Linked DNA regions of Homo sapiens: region 2 is linked to region 1. The links are chromatin contacts, found by Hi-C or POLR2A ChIA-PET in ENCODE. All regions are on one chromosome and are shown on one strand. The core of a region is the stretch at or near the end of the contact, and the rest is flanking DNA. Distances in the headings are between cores, read along the strand shown.

What was found. Hi-C counts contacts between places; a loop is a spot of excess contacts on that map. ChIA-PET counts read pairs that join two places held with the same protein, here RNA polymerase II (POLR2A). Pooled maps may share reads with other maps.
Region 2: a loop to region 1 is called in a map of psoas muscle, with 3 times the contacts of the local background. The contact joins two enhancer-like sites. A Hi-C loop is called at or near these places in 2 of 168 maps with a recorded cell type or tissue (HepG2 and psoas muscle) and 2 of 50 pooled maps. POLR2A ChIA-PET finds 5 or more read pairs at or near these places in 1 of 52 experiments (GM12878).

Annotation. Positions count from the first base shown.
Region 1 is chr20:10,416,679-10,422,844 of GRCh38, reverse strand. MKKS (MKKS centrosomal shuttling protein) reads left to right here. Exons shown (of 6, transcript NM_170784.3): 2 at 2,087-2,317. LOC128706665 reads left to right here. Exons shown (of 3, transcript NM_001394148.2): 2 at 2,087-2,317. The coding sequence starts at 2,108. The coding sequence ends at 2,299. It overlaps LOC128706666, which reads left to right. Exons shown (of 3, transcript NM_001394149.2): 2 at 2,087-2,317. Among named protein-coding and RNA genes, the nearest start is that of MKKS, 14 kb to the left of the region's middle. RefSeq lists an enhancer at 2,348-3,547. Within about 2 kb of position 3,109, at least 3 of the 41 ENCODE cell types and tissues checked have a DNase peak (open chromatin) inside an H3K27ac peak, as active enhancers do.
Region 2 is chr20:10,471,161-10,477,326 of GRCh38, reverse strand. The region is part of intron 2 of SLX4IP (SLX4 interacting protein); the gene reads right to left. Among named protein-coding and RNA genes, the nearest start is that of SLX4IP, 39 kb to the right of the region's middle. Within about 2 kb of position 2,671, at least 12 of the 41 ENCODE cell types and tissues checked have a DNase peak (open chromatin) inside an H3K27ac peak, as active enhancers do.

The sequences.
Region 1 (6,166 bases), core at 1,860-4,359:
AGCTACTCGGGAGGCTGAGGCAGGAGAATGGCGTGAACCTGGGAGGCGGAGCTTGCAGTGAGCTGAGATCGCACCACTGCACTACAGCTTGGGTGACAGAGCAAGACTCTGTCTCACAAAAAAAAAAAAAAGATAATATAACTTGATAACCTCATGTTGAGGGGAATAGAGGTGCCAAAGTCACCTTAAGTATTGAGACTGGATATAAATAACAGTATCTTCTAGGCCTTTAGTTAAGGTGTTTGCAAACAAGAATGCCATATGTCAATCAACACAGGCCAGCTGACCTTTGGTGCAGCCTCTGTCCCTCCTATAAGTAAGTAGCCCTTAATAGAATTCTTCCCTCCTTACTCTAAATTCCTCCCCCAGTTATTTTATTGTACCCTTAAATTCCCAAAGGCTTTTGCCTTTGGACTTCACAATGAAATTTAATTATGATACAGTTATTTGTAATTGATTCCCTCTAAAAATGGAACATAAGCATGTCAATAAAAGGTGTATTCTCTAAAGGTTACAAAAAGTATATAGTATACCACAGTACGTTAGAAAAGGAAAAGGCCATAAAATACTTTCATTTACAAAGCAGGTCGTGTTTCCTCTATCTAGTAATTAAAATTTTGCCACAAAGTCCTTATAAAATATGAATTGAGACCTTTGGGAGAAATGATTTATAATGCTAAGAATAACATGTTCATAGCTATAAGATAACATCTTTTATTATTTTTAGTATGTATACACAGAACACAGATGGTTCAGACTATTTAACTCAGTACTATTGTGTTTTGGTCTTAAAAGGGGGAATAAGAAATTCTTTTCAGACCTTTTTCTAATGGCATTTAGACAAAAATAAAGTAATTTAGGAGATTTCATGGTACTAAAACTCAGAGATGCAATTGAGCCAAGTTCATAGCATGTCTCATAGATGGTGGAGCAGTCCTTATTAAGAGTATAAGGAGTCTTTAGAGGTTGTCCAGATTCAAGTTCCCAAACCCAACAGATCATCAAACATAGCATCTTTCTGGGCCCTACTTCCATCCTTTCCAAATTTAAAATATATATATATATATTTTAAAAGCTAACTAACTTTGTAACTCCAGGCAACTGTCTAGCCCCAGTTTCTTTGTCTAAACTAGGTCGATAACCCTGTAAGTTAGGGTTTTCTAGTGATTCAGGGCAAACACTCTAAAATGCAGTAGTTTTGCACATAAATGTGGAAATGGCATTACATTCATTCTGATTTGTAGCGTTCAAGCCAGAAATCTTTTACTGCAATTGGAATCCATGTTCAGCTGTTGCAATCGCAGTTGAAACACTATCACTACATCCTGTCAGAATATAGAACCTAAATTCTTACTGCATATTTGTGGATTACCGTTTGATTCTTCTGTTAAAATTGTGACTAAATGTAATTTTTTTTTTTTTTTTTTTGTGATGGAGTCTCATTCTGTTGCCTAGTGCAGTGGCATGATCTTGGCTCACTGCAACCTCCACCTCCCAAGTTCAAGCAAGTCTCCTGACTCAGCCTCCAGAGTAGCTAGGATTACAGGCATGCGCCACCATATCCGACTAATACTTTTAGTAGAAACGATGTTTCACTGTGTTGGCTAGGCTGGTCTCGAACTCCTGACCTCAGGCAATCTGCCTGCCTCAGCCTCCCAAAGTGCTGGGAATACAGGCGTGAGCCACCACCCTCAGCCTGTAATTATAATTTTTAAAAAATATAATTTAAAAAAAGGCTCTTACTCTATTGTGGCTCAGAGAACATTAATATATTTAAAGAACACTCCATGCATGTGTGTTTTCAAAGATTCATATAGCTTTTCCAGCAGGTAATGTTGCTCCTTTGCAATTGTTGCCAAAAAGTCAGTATTGCTCTGTAAGTTTCCCAAGGCTGACTGCCTGCTCCCTTTGGGTCAATGACATGTCTCTTTTTGTTTATTAACATTGCAATGTATTATAATTTAAAATGTTTAACAGTCAGCATTTGTTAGAGTACAGCATGCTACTTGTAGTGATTTAGAAATGTAATTAAAGGGAGGTTATGGGTTTTAGTGGTTTTTTTCCTCTAACTGTAACCTTTTCTTAGGTACACTGATGCTGAAGTACTATGAGCCTTCGGAACTTGTGGAGAGACTACAAAGTTTTGGTTGTTATGGTCCCTTTAGTTGGGCTCATACATTTGGGGTGGTACAGAATCAAAAGCAGCCCTGTTTTCCAAATACCTAAAAACGACGACATTCCTGAGCAAGATAGTCTGGGACTTTCAAATCTTCAGAAGAGCCAAATCCAGGGGAAGTAGCAGGCTTGCAATCTTCAGGTAAGTTCCATTTAATCTGGTTGGTTAATCATATGGCACATTCCAACAATGGGAAACTCAATCTTTTAGATCTCTGGCAAGGAAAAGCCTAAATTGGTAAGTTACCTGTTGTTTTTATTGTGACCCACTGGCAAAATACTATTCTGCAGTTGTTTCTAGAAAAGTTCGTTGTGCAGAGACATTTGACACTTGCCTGGCAGTCAATTGAATGCAAAGGGAAAGAGCAGTTTTGCTAGCAGCATCACCAGGATCATGAATGTGTGCAAAGGAGCCCCTGACTCCTTACCATTACATATCACAAAAGTCCAAATTTATACAAGATTATTTTCTTCTATTAGTGTTCTTTTTTTTTTAACAATACAAAACTAATTGTATTCATTTCTTAACATCAACTATTTTAGCTTGACCATAATTTGTTACTTTTGAGAGTCACTGAAATAAAGAGGATGAAGTTATATAATTTAGGTCTATAGTCCCTTATCCATAATTCCAAAATTCAAAAAGTTCTCAAAACCAAAACATTTTATCCTCACTCCTTTGACAGCAAAACTTGATCTTAACTGACATGAGGCAATTTGCAGTGCAGTTGTCTCCCTTTATCCGCAGTTTGGCTTTCTGCAGTTTCAGTTACCTGCAGTCAACCCTAGTCTGAAAATATTAAATAGAAAATTCCAGAAATAAACAATTCATAAATTTTAAATTATGCACCTTTCTGAGTAGCATGATGAAATCCTGGGATATTCTACTTCATCCACGCAGGATGTGAGTCATTCCCTTGTCTGTCTACCTGCTCGTTAGTCACTTAGCAGCACTCTGGGTTAGATCAACTGTGGTGGTATCTCCGCGCTTATGTTCAGGTAACTGTTACTTTACTTCACAATGTACCCAAAGCACAGGAGTATTGTGCCTAATTTATAAATTGAACTTTATCATAGGTATGTATGTACAAGAAGAAAACATAGTATATATAGGGTTTAGTGCTATATGTAGTTTCAGGCATCCACTGGGTGGTCTTGGAACATATCCCTCATAGATAAATGGGGGAGGTCACTGTTTTTATTCCACTTAATATGAAAATTGAGTTTCACTGCAGAAATTTTATTGGCATTTGTCACGTTTGATTTACTATAATATAGCGTTATACTATATTATGATTATATTGATTATGTATGTTATATACACTATATTGTATTTATAAAATCTAAGAAATTCTGAATTATGAAACTCATCTGGCCCAAGGAGTTTCAGATAAAGAACTGTGACCCTGTAATTGTAAAGCATTTTCTATTATAATTTACTTTTTAACCTTGAGGTGAATAATATGCTCTAAGTTTTGTTATAAGATAGATGAGTGTAAGGTTCTGCTCTTTATGGAAGAAGAACCTCAGTAAGATTTTCCTTATTTATAAGCCTTGGTCTGAGATTTTGACTTTTGGTATAATTACTGGTTTCAACAATATTTTAAATCAAGATTTTACTTTTAAATGTTCATAAGCAGAAGTGGAAGAGCATAGCTTAATATATTAGACAATTATTAAATATAAAAGCCAGGTAGTAACATAGAAGCTTAACAACTTAAAAGAGTAACTTTAGGACATTCTATATAAAATTTGTATTTATAGGAAGAGTTTTAATATATATAAGCAGGGAGTTAGAGAATTTATTAGGTGCTGGATTTTTATATATATAGTCTTTCAGACTAGTAAGACCATTATATTATGTATGTATATTGTACTTATGACAAGAAGTAAAGAACAAAAAGATGTCTTAACAGTTTGGAGGCCAGGTATGGCCAAACTTTGGAGGAAGAAAATCAAGTAGTTTCTTCTCATGCAAAAAGAAATACTCTTGGAGGAAAAATAGAGCTGAGAAAAGAATCTCCTCTAAAATGTTAGGTGAATGTAGTAAGAGATTTTAGATGCCAGTGCAGCAATAGTTAAAAGTTTTAGAGGCTAACATTTCCAGTCAAGCAAGCAGAAGCAGATATTTAAACAGGCTTTTAGTAAGCAAAAGTTAGAGCCGGATTTAGAGTAAGTTAAACACAAATTCCGAATAGTTGAAGTACATCAAAAGAATGCATTTATTTGTCTCTTATTTTCTATTCTTATTTTCATTATGGAAAATTACATACATGCCTCAAGATAAAGAGAGGATAGTATATTGAGCCCTCAAGTATCCATCAACTGGCTTTAATAGTTAATGGCCTTTTGCCACAACCAGCTTTAATAGTTAAGGGCATTTCGCCACAACCAGCTTTAATAGTTAACAGCGTTTTGCCAGTCTTCTTTTATCCATCTTTTCCTCTGTTTTTTGAACTGCTAGAATATTTTAAATCAAATCTTAAGCTCCACTATGTAGTCCTTTTGTATGTGTCTTTAACAGTAAGAATAAACACACATACACAAACACATTTGCATTATCACCTAGAAAAACTTAACAGTGACTCTTTACCTACAATTTGATACCCAAGGCCATGTTTATATTTCTGAATTTGTCTATAAAAAATCTTTTCAGGTGGTTTGTTGGAATCAGGATCCAAACAAGGTCTACGTATTGCATTTGATAGATAATATCTCTTTTCAATTCCCCTCCTAAATCTGCCTTTTAAAAAATTTCCCACATTCTCAGTTTGGCTGATTGCTTCCTCATCTTGTCATTTAACAATTTCCTCTTTCTCTCCCCTATTTCCTGTAATCTCGTAATTATATCAAGAGGCTACTTTCATTTGTTTTTTTAATTTACTTTTTGAACAAGAATACTTCATGGATGGTACTGTGGAATAGATCCTAGGTAATCATGTTGTTTCATATATAATGTCTGATCCACTTTTGATGATGATGTTGATTTTTTTTTTTTACAGAGAAGGCTACAGTGCAGTAGCAGTAGCATATCATAGCTCACTGCAGCCTCAAACTCTTGGGCACAGGCCTTGATTTGTCACCCAGGCTACAGTGCAGTAACATATCATAGCTCACTGCAGCCTCAAACTCTTGGGCACAGGCCATCCTCCAGCCTCAGCATCCCAAGTAGCTGGGACTATAGGCATCCGCCACCACACCTGGCTAAGTTCTAAAATATTTTTAGAACCAGGGTCTTGCTGTGTTGCCCAGGCTGGTCTCAAATTTCTGGCCTCAAGCAATCCTCCTGCCTTGGCCTCCCAAAGTGATGGGATTACAGGCAAGAGCCACTGCGTCTAGCCAGTGTTGCTAAGATTAACAGGCAAGTTAGCAGTGTTTCTTTCCATTATAAAGTTCCCCTTTGATTTTTTTTTTTTTTTTTTTTAAGATGGAGTCTCACTCTGTCACCCAGGCTGCAGTTGGGTGATGTCGGCTCACTGCAACCTCTGCCTTCTGGGTTGAAGTGATTCTCCTGCTTCAACCTCCCGAGTAACTGGGATTACAGGCACCCACCACCACACCTGACTAGTTTTTTGTATTTTTTTAGTAGAGACAGGGTTTCACCATGTTGGCCAGGTGATCTTTTACTTAATAATTATTAGCGACTATTCATTATCATTGCTGTAACCTAGAAATTGGCAAACTTTTTTTCTATAAAAGATCAGATAGTAAATATTTTAGGCTTTGCAGATCATATAGTGTCTATACCAACCCTTCAGCTTTCTGTTGTAGTGTAAAAGCACTCATACACAGTACACAAATTAATGAGCATGGCTGCTTTCCAATAAAACTTCATTTACAAAAACAGGCAGCAGTCTGGATATGGTCCATAGGCTTAATTTACCAACCACCATATATGGGTCTAATGCACTATTTCATTAGGGGTTGCCAAATGATGCTGCTCAAATTCTATCATTCCTTCTCCATTTATTAGCTGGAACAACTTTCCATC
Region 2 (6,166 bases), core at 1,422-3,921, 55 kb before region 1:
TAAAAATACAAAAATTAGCCAGGCGTGGTGGTGCATACCTGTAACCCAGCTACTCAGGAGGCTGAGGCAGAAGAATCACTTGAACCCAGGAGGCGGAGGTTGCAGTGAGCCGAAATCATGCCACTAAAAGAGCGAAACTCCGTCTCAAAAAAAAAAGAGAATTCCCTTCACAGTCAGGTCAGAAATCTAAGGAACACTGGTATCTTTAGAACCTAAGACACCAAAAACCTGTGTCTGCTCTTGATACGGGAAAACCCACATTAATGCCCTAATAAGACCTCTTAAACTTCGAATAATATTTCTTAGAATTTAAACTGAAGACTGAAGGAAGGAGCTAAGACTCTTGGTTTTGCTGAAATTTGGAAAATCTAGCTTAACTGCAAAAGCATTAATGTTATGTAGTACCATTCACTTTTATTAAACACACATTTAGTTTGAATACTAGTTAATTTAAAAGTGCCCACAATGTTAAAGATAGTGATGGGTAAAACAATGTTCATTATATTCCTTCCCTTTAACAGTTTTACATTTTTCCATTGAGTTTTTTTTATCTACACACACACACATCTCCCATGATCTCTGCAATAAGAGGCTGATTCATGTAAATTTTACAGAAAGCACCCTTCTCTGGATAATTTTAACTTTTCCTAAAAATAAATATTCCAGTCCCCAACCCAAGGAGGGCGCAGCAGATCAAGAATGCACTGTCATGGCAGGTGGAGAATCAGTCATTATGGGAAGTGAAACAGACACACGCGGCATAGGAACTGATACAGCAACATCTGATTCCATCCAGCAACCTTTAAAAATGTAATCATTTTATCAGCTGTTGGTAGACTTTGCACAATGGCTAGCAGTACTACTTGGTGACAATTAAAAATACTAAAGCTACAATGCATTTTTTGTTGTGGAGGAAGTACAAATGGAATGCTGAGTCAAAAGCAAATATGCACACTCATAGATGACTATGGGACACTTTGCAATGCATTCAGTGCTTCAAAATTTAAGATTTAAGACCAGATTCATGCTACTGAAGGTTGGGTCCTCTCCCAACTCACAAGATCATCAAAGAGTAGCCATTCAAAAAAGTTTAGTAGAATGACATCCTCTTTGACACTTTTCTTGACTTTTACAATATTTGGTTTAATTATCATAACAGATATATATATACACACACACACACAGTGAGGGATGTGAAAAACCTTAAAACACTTCAAAATGCACACCGATAATAAAACACATTGCCAAGTTGTAAGTAAAGCAGTTAATTATGACCATCGTCATCCCCAGGAACCAAGAGAAGCTTCTCAAGGGTCAGATTATTCCAGCTACCTCTTGGATGCCCCCGAGGCCTCTCTACAAACTGTAAGTGCTCATTACTATGTTCTGTAAAAAGGCCTGTCTATGAGACTGCCAAAAAGAAACTTTCCAGCAAAGTCTCTAAATTGTAAAGTACTATCATGTAACTTCTGGGGGAATCTATGCCCCTCTTTCTGACAGCTGTCATGCTCAAGGGTGGGCATGGGCAGCCATGTATTTACCATGTGACACTGCCCCGTGCCACAATCGATGAAGCAAAAGTGGACATCTGCCCAAATTCACCTCCAGAAGTTTGCTATTGGGGCAGAAAGTGCAGCAGTTTTGTAGGATATGTCACTTGGGAGGTGAGGAGCCACTATCTTCTGCAACATGAACAAAGGAGCAGAGAGAGGCCAGCAGAGGGAGAATAACAAGGAAGATGCAAAGACCAGAATCCCACTTCTCAAAGAGAGGCCCACAGTGAAGCTGCCTCAGGGCCATGGGCAACCTGAAGCTACCTCCAGGCCCTCACCAGCTCAATAGCACACTGATGCCAGTATGCTGAGACAGTCACACTCCCTTATCATAAACTGCCCATTTCAAGTTCTAGTAGTTTGCGTGGGTGTTACTTCCTTCCAAAGAGCCTTGACTAGCAGTTACGCTAGTCTAAGCTAGTTATTATGACTCTAAATAAGACACTAAGTTCCCTTGGGCAACTTCTGAGATCCTCACTTTCCACTCCCCAGGGATTCTCATCTCATCACTGAAGGAGCTGAACAAGGATGTTTTTCAATGTTAAATTCTATGCATGACCTCAATACACCAAACTGATGGTGGCCGAGCTGTCGGCTGGAGCAGAGACAGGGATCTGGCTCTGGCCCTCCACAGAATGCAGTGCTTCCAGGGAACTCTGCTGAAAGCCCTGACTTGGATGCTCTCTAGGGATCCTGGCTTAGCCTTGGCAGATAATATTCCCAATGAAGAGCAGCTTTACTTGAGCGGCTCCACGTGCTTGCCCAAAGAAGGCAACAGACAGAGGATAAGGAGTGTTACTCAAGTCTGAGGACCAGGAAGCTGGAGAAGATGAGACTCTCTCACCACCCATGGCCTGAACCCACGGCTCCCTGAGGAAAAGCAAATGCTTCCAGTCCTGGATGGTGGCGCCAGAGGGAGGCCGAGGTAAGCTATGATACAGAGATCAGTGGCCAAAGGGCAGCATCATCCCAGGGAACACCCCCAACACCTCTGATTCAGCAGCCCCGATTAGATGGAATAAACTGCTTTTCACTTCGGAAGTTTGGCTGCAACATAGTGGTAAGGGAGGGAAAAAAAGGAAGTGAACAAGGCGGCCGGCGGAAGTGGAGAGGCTCCAGCCCCAGCCCAGGCCCCCAAGGCCCATCTGGCCTTCCTTCTGGGGTTAACCATGATCCTTATTTGACCACAAATGGGAGCGGGGGAAAAAAGAAAAAGGAAAAAACTCCACAGAGATGTAAATGGAGGACATCAATACCTAAAGTAAAGAAGGGAAGGGGGTCTAGGAAAGAATGGCTCTTAAAAGCAAACTCCAGAGTTCAGACATTGTATGGGGCCTCATTAAATGGCATTAATGACTCCCACGAAGTTAGGGCTTAGAATATATCTGCATAGCTGTGTTATGTGATCTCTCAATATTATTTTGGACTGAAGAATATCTTGTTCAGAACGATGGGCTTTTGTAAGAAGCTCCTTCTTACTTGACAACTTGAAATATTGTTAGACCAGCACACCATTCATAAGCTTTTAAAAAGAACTAATCAGAACTCAGGCAGCTTTGGCCAGGAATGGTGGCTCATGCCTGTAAACCCAGCACTTTGGGAGGCCAAGGAGGATGGATCACCTCAGGTCAGGAGTTCAAGACCAGCCTGAGGCCGAGCACCGTGGCTCACGCCTGTAATCCCAGCACTTTGGAATGCTGAGGCAGGTGGGTCATCTGAGGTCAGGAGTTTGAGACCAGTCTGGCCAACATGGTGAAATCCCATCTCTACTAAAAATACAAAAATTAGCCAGGCATGGTGGCGTGTGTCTGTAATCCCAGCTACTTGGAAGGCTGAAGCAGGAGAATCGCCTGAACCCATGAGGCGGAGGTTGCAGTGAGCCAAGATCACGCCACCACACTCTAGCCTGGGCGACAGAGCAAGACTCCTTTCAAAAAAAAAAAGAAGACCAACCAGCCGGGCCAACATGGTGAAACCCCGTCTCTACTAAACATTTTTTAAAAATTAGCCAGGCGTGGTGGCAGGCGCCTGTAATCCCAGCTACTTGGGAGGCTGAGGCAGGAGAATTGCTTGAACCTGGGAGGTGAAGGTTGCAGTGAGCCGTGATTACACCACTGCATTCCAGCCTGGGTGACACAGTGAGACTCTGTCTCAAAAAAAAAAAAAAGAAACAGAACTCTGGCAGTTTTAAGAAGAATTGCAGAATAAGCTGCTTCAAGACACACTCTGGCAGAAAAATATTAACCACAATGATTATCAATATTTATGACAATGAAGATGAATATTACTAATAATGCCTAACACTTACTAAAATGGTTACTTGGTACTGTGCTAAACACTTTATACGAATCCTTTTATTTAACCCTCTCAATAACCAGTACAATAAAATCACTGCAATGACTGTGGGAGATACTAATGCTGCTGGTCCAGGGAATACACTGAGAACCAGTGCTTTAGAGACAACAGAGATTTTCTTTTCTCCTACTGCCCTTAGTTGCTGAGCTTTCTGACCCCAGTGGTTTCAACCATTTAGCCTGTGAGTAGAAGTGCATGCCCAGTCTCACCTATCAGGCCTGGTTCACAAGCTAAGTACCACCACAGCGTATAACAGCCAGACCGAATGCTGGCCATGCCCCACAGCTATTTTTTTCTTCCAGACAAAAGTTACTAGAATGCCAAATAACTCAGCTGTTCACAGACCAAAATGCATTTTTCAAATTAAGTTATTTTTAAGCCTGCTTTCTTAATAGCAACAATGTTCTAAGGACAATTTATAACAACAAAACAGATAAACAAACTTAACAGTTTTGTTTGAACTCCTGGTCTTAGAAAAATAAGCCAGCATCTGCAAAACACAATTAAACACCTAAACATTTTTATACTTGAATGAAACAAAACAAAACAAAAAAACCTCAATGAATATCTTTAACTATTGTTGGCTTTAAAAGGCCTGTATCAGGTAACAAAGAAGGGAAAAGGGATGGGTGCTAACACCTTCTGGGTCGTGACTCTGTGCTAAGATGGACAATTATTATAGAAGTGAGTTAACATTAATCCTATTTAATTAACCCTATTATTTAACAGATGTGTACAAAAGCTCAGAAAGACTCAAGTCACTTCCCAAGGTGCTGGTCAATCTTAAGGCCCTGGTTCAAACCCAGGCCTTTCTGCCTCCAAAGGCCAAATTATTTCCATTATACCATGCACACAAAAATCCCTTAAATAAAAATGTATAGTATTACCAGGCCGGGCATGGTGGTTCACGTCTGTAATCCCAGCACTTTGGGAGTCCAAGGCACGCAGATCACGAGGTCAGGAGATCAAGACCATCCTGGCTAACACTGTGAAACTCTGTCTCTACTAAAAATACAAAAAATTAGCCGGGCGTGGTGGCAGGCGACTGTAGTCCCAGCTACTCGGGAGGCTAAGGCAGGAGAATAGCGTGAACCTGGGAGGCACAGGTTGCAGTAAGCCGAGATCGTGCCACTGCACTCGAGCCTGGGCGACAGAGCCAGACTCCATCTCAAAAAAAAAAAAAAGTATAGTATTACGGAAATGTAGAGTTTGACAGGCCCTTAGAAACTCCCTAATTCAACATCTCATTTAATAGATAAGAAAACTATAATAAACAAATAAGAAAACTACACTAAACAATTTCCAAAGATGGCCACCAACAATCCCTTCCCTCCTCTGGAGGTACGCTGCTCCTTCCATCAAGAGGCAGTTATTTCCTCTCCTCTTGACCTTGTGATTTGCTGCCCAATAGAATACAGTGGAAATAATAGTGTGCCAGTTCCAGAGGTAGCCCTTAGGAAGCTGGCAGCTTCCACTTTCATGTGCTCTGGGGAAGCTAGATGCCATGTTGTAAGGGAGCTCAAGCCAGATTACTGAGTGATGAGACACCTTGTGAAGAGAGAGGGTATCATTGAGAAGAACTAAACATGTGAGTGAAGTCTTCTAGAGCTTTGTAGCCTGGTCAGTAACCAAATGCATCTGAGTGATTGACCCCAGCCAAAGACAAATAAAGCAGAAAAACTGCCCAGCTGGATTTTCTGACCCATTGAAATATGAGAATAGTGGGGCTTCTTTGTCACACAGATACAGATAACGGAAACAAAAGAGGCTAGCTGACTTGCCCCTAGATAGGAATCAATAGCAAGGACTAAAATCTAACAACCCTAACTTCTAATCCTGACCACCTGCCACTGTAGCCCAAAGTATAAACTGATTAACAAATAGTGCACCCAACAGACTGGCTGCCCTATGGCTTTTCCACAACATCCCATTCAGAAACATGTCTGAAAAAAATTACTGGGCTCATCTGGTCATAACCCAGCTATGCTGGGTGCTCTGGTATCTCTTTTTCACTAACCTTTATTTAATGATATTAGTTTGACACATTAATTTCTCACTGCAAACTACCTGAGGTTAGGGATGGGCAATCATCAGCCTCATCTGTGTCTATAGTGCCTAACCCAGGGCCTTGCATGATGAGGATAAATAAAGATTTGCTAATTGAGCCCTCACATATGAAAAGAATTAGACTACTCCTCACTCCCAAGAATTATGAGACCAGGAACAAATAAGTCAAGGCCAAGTCCCTCAAATACCAT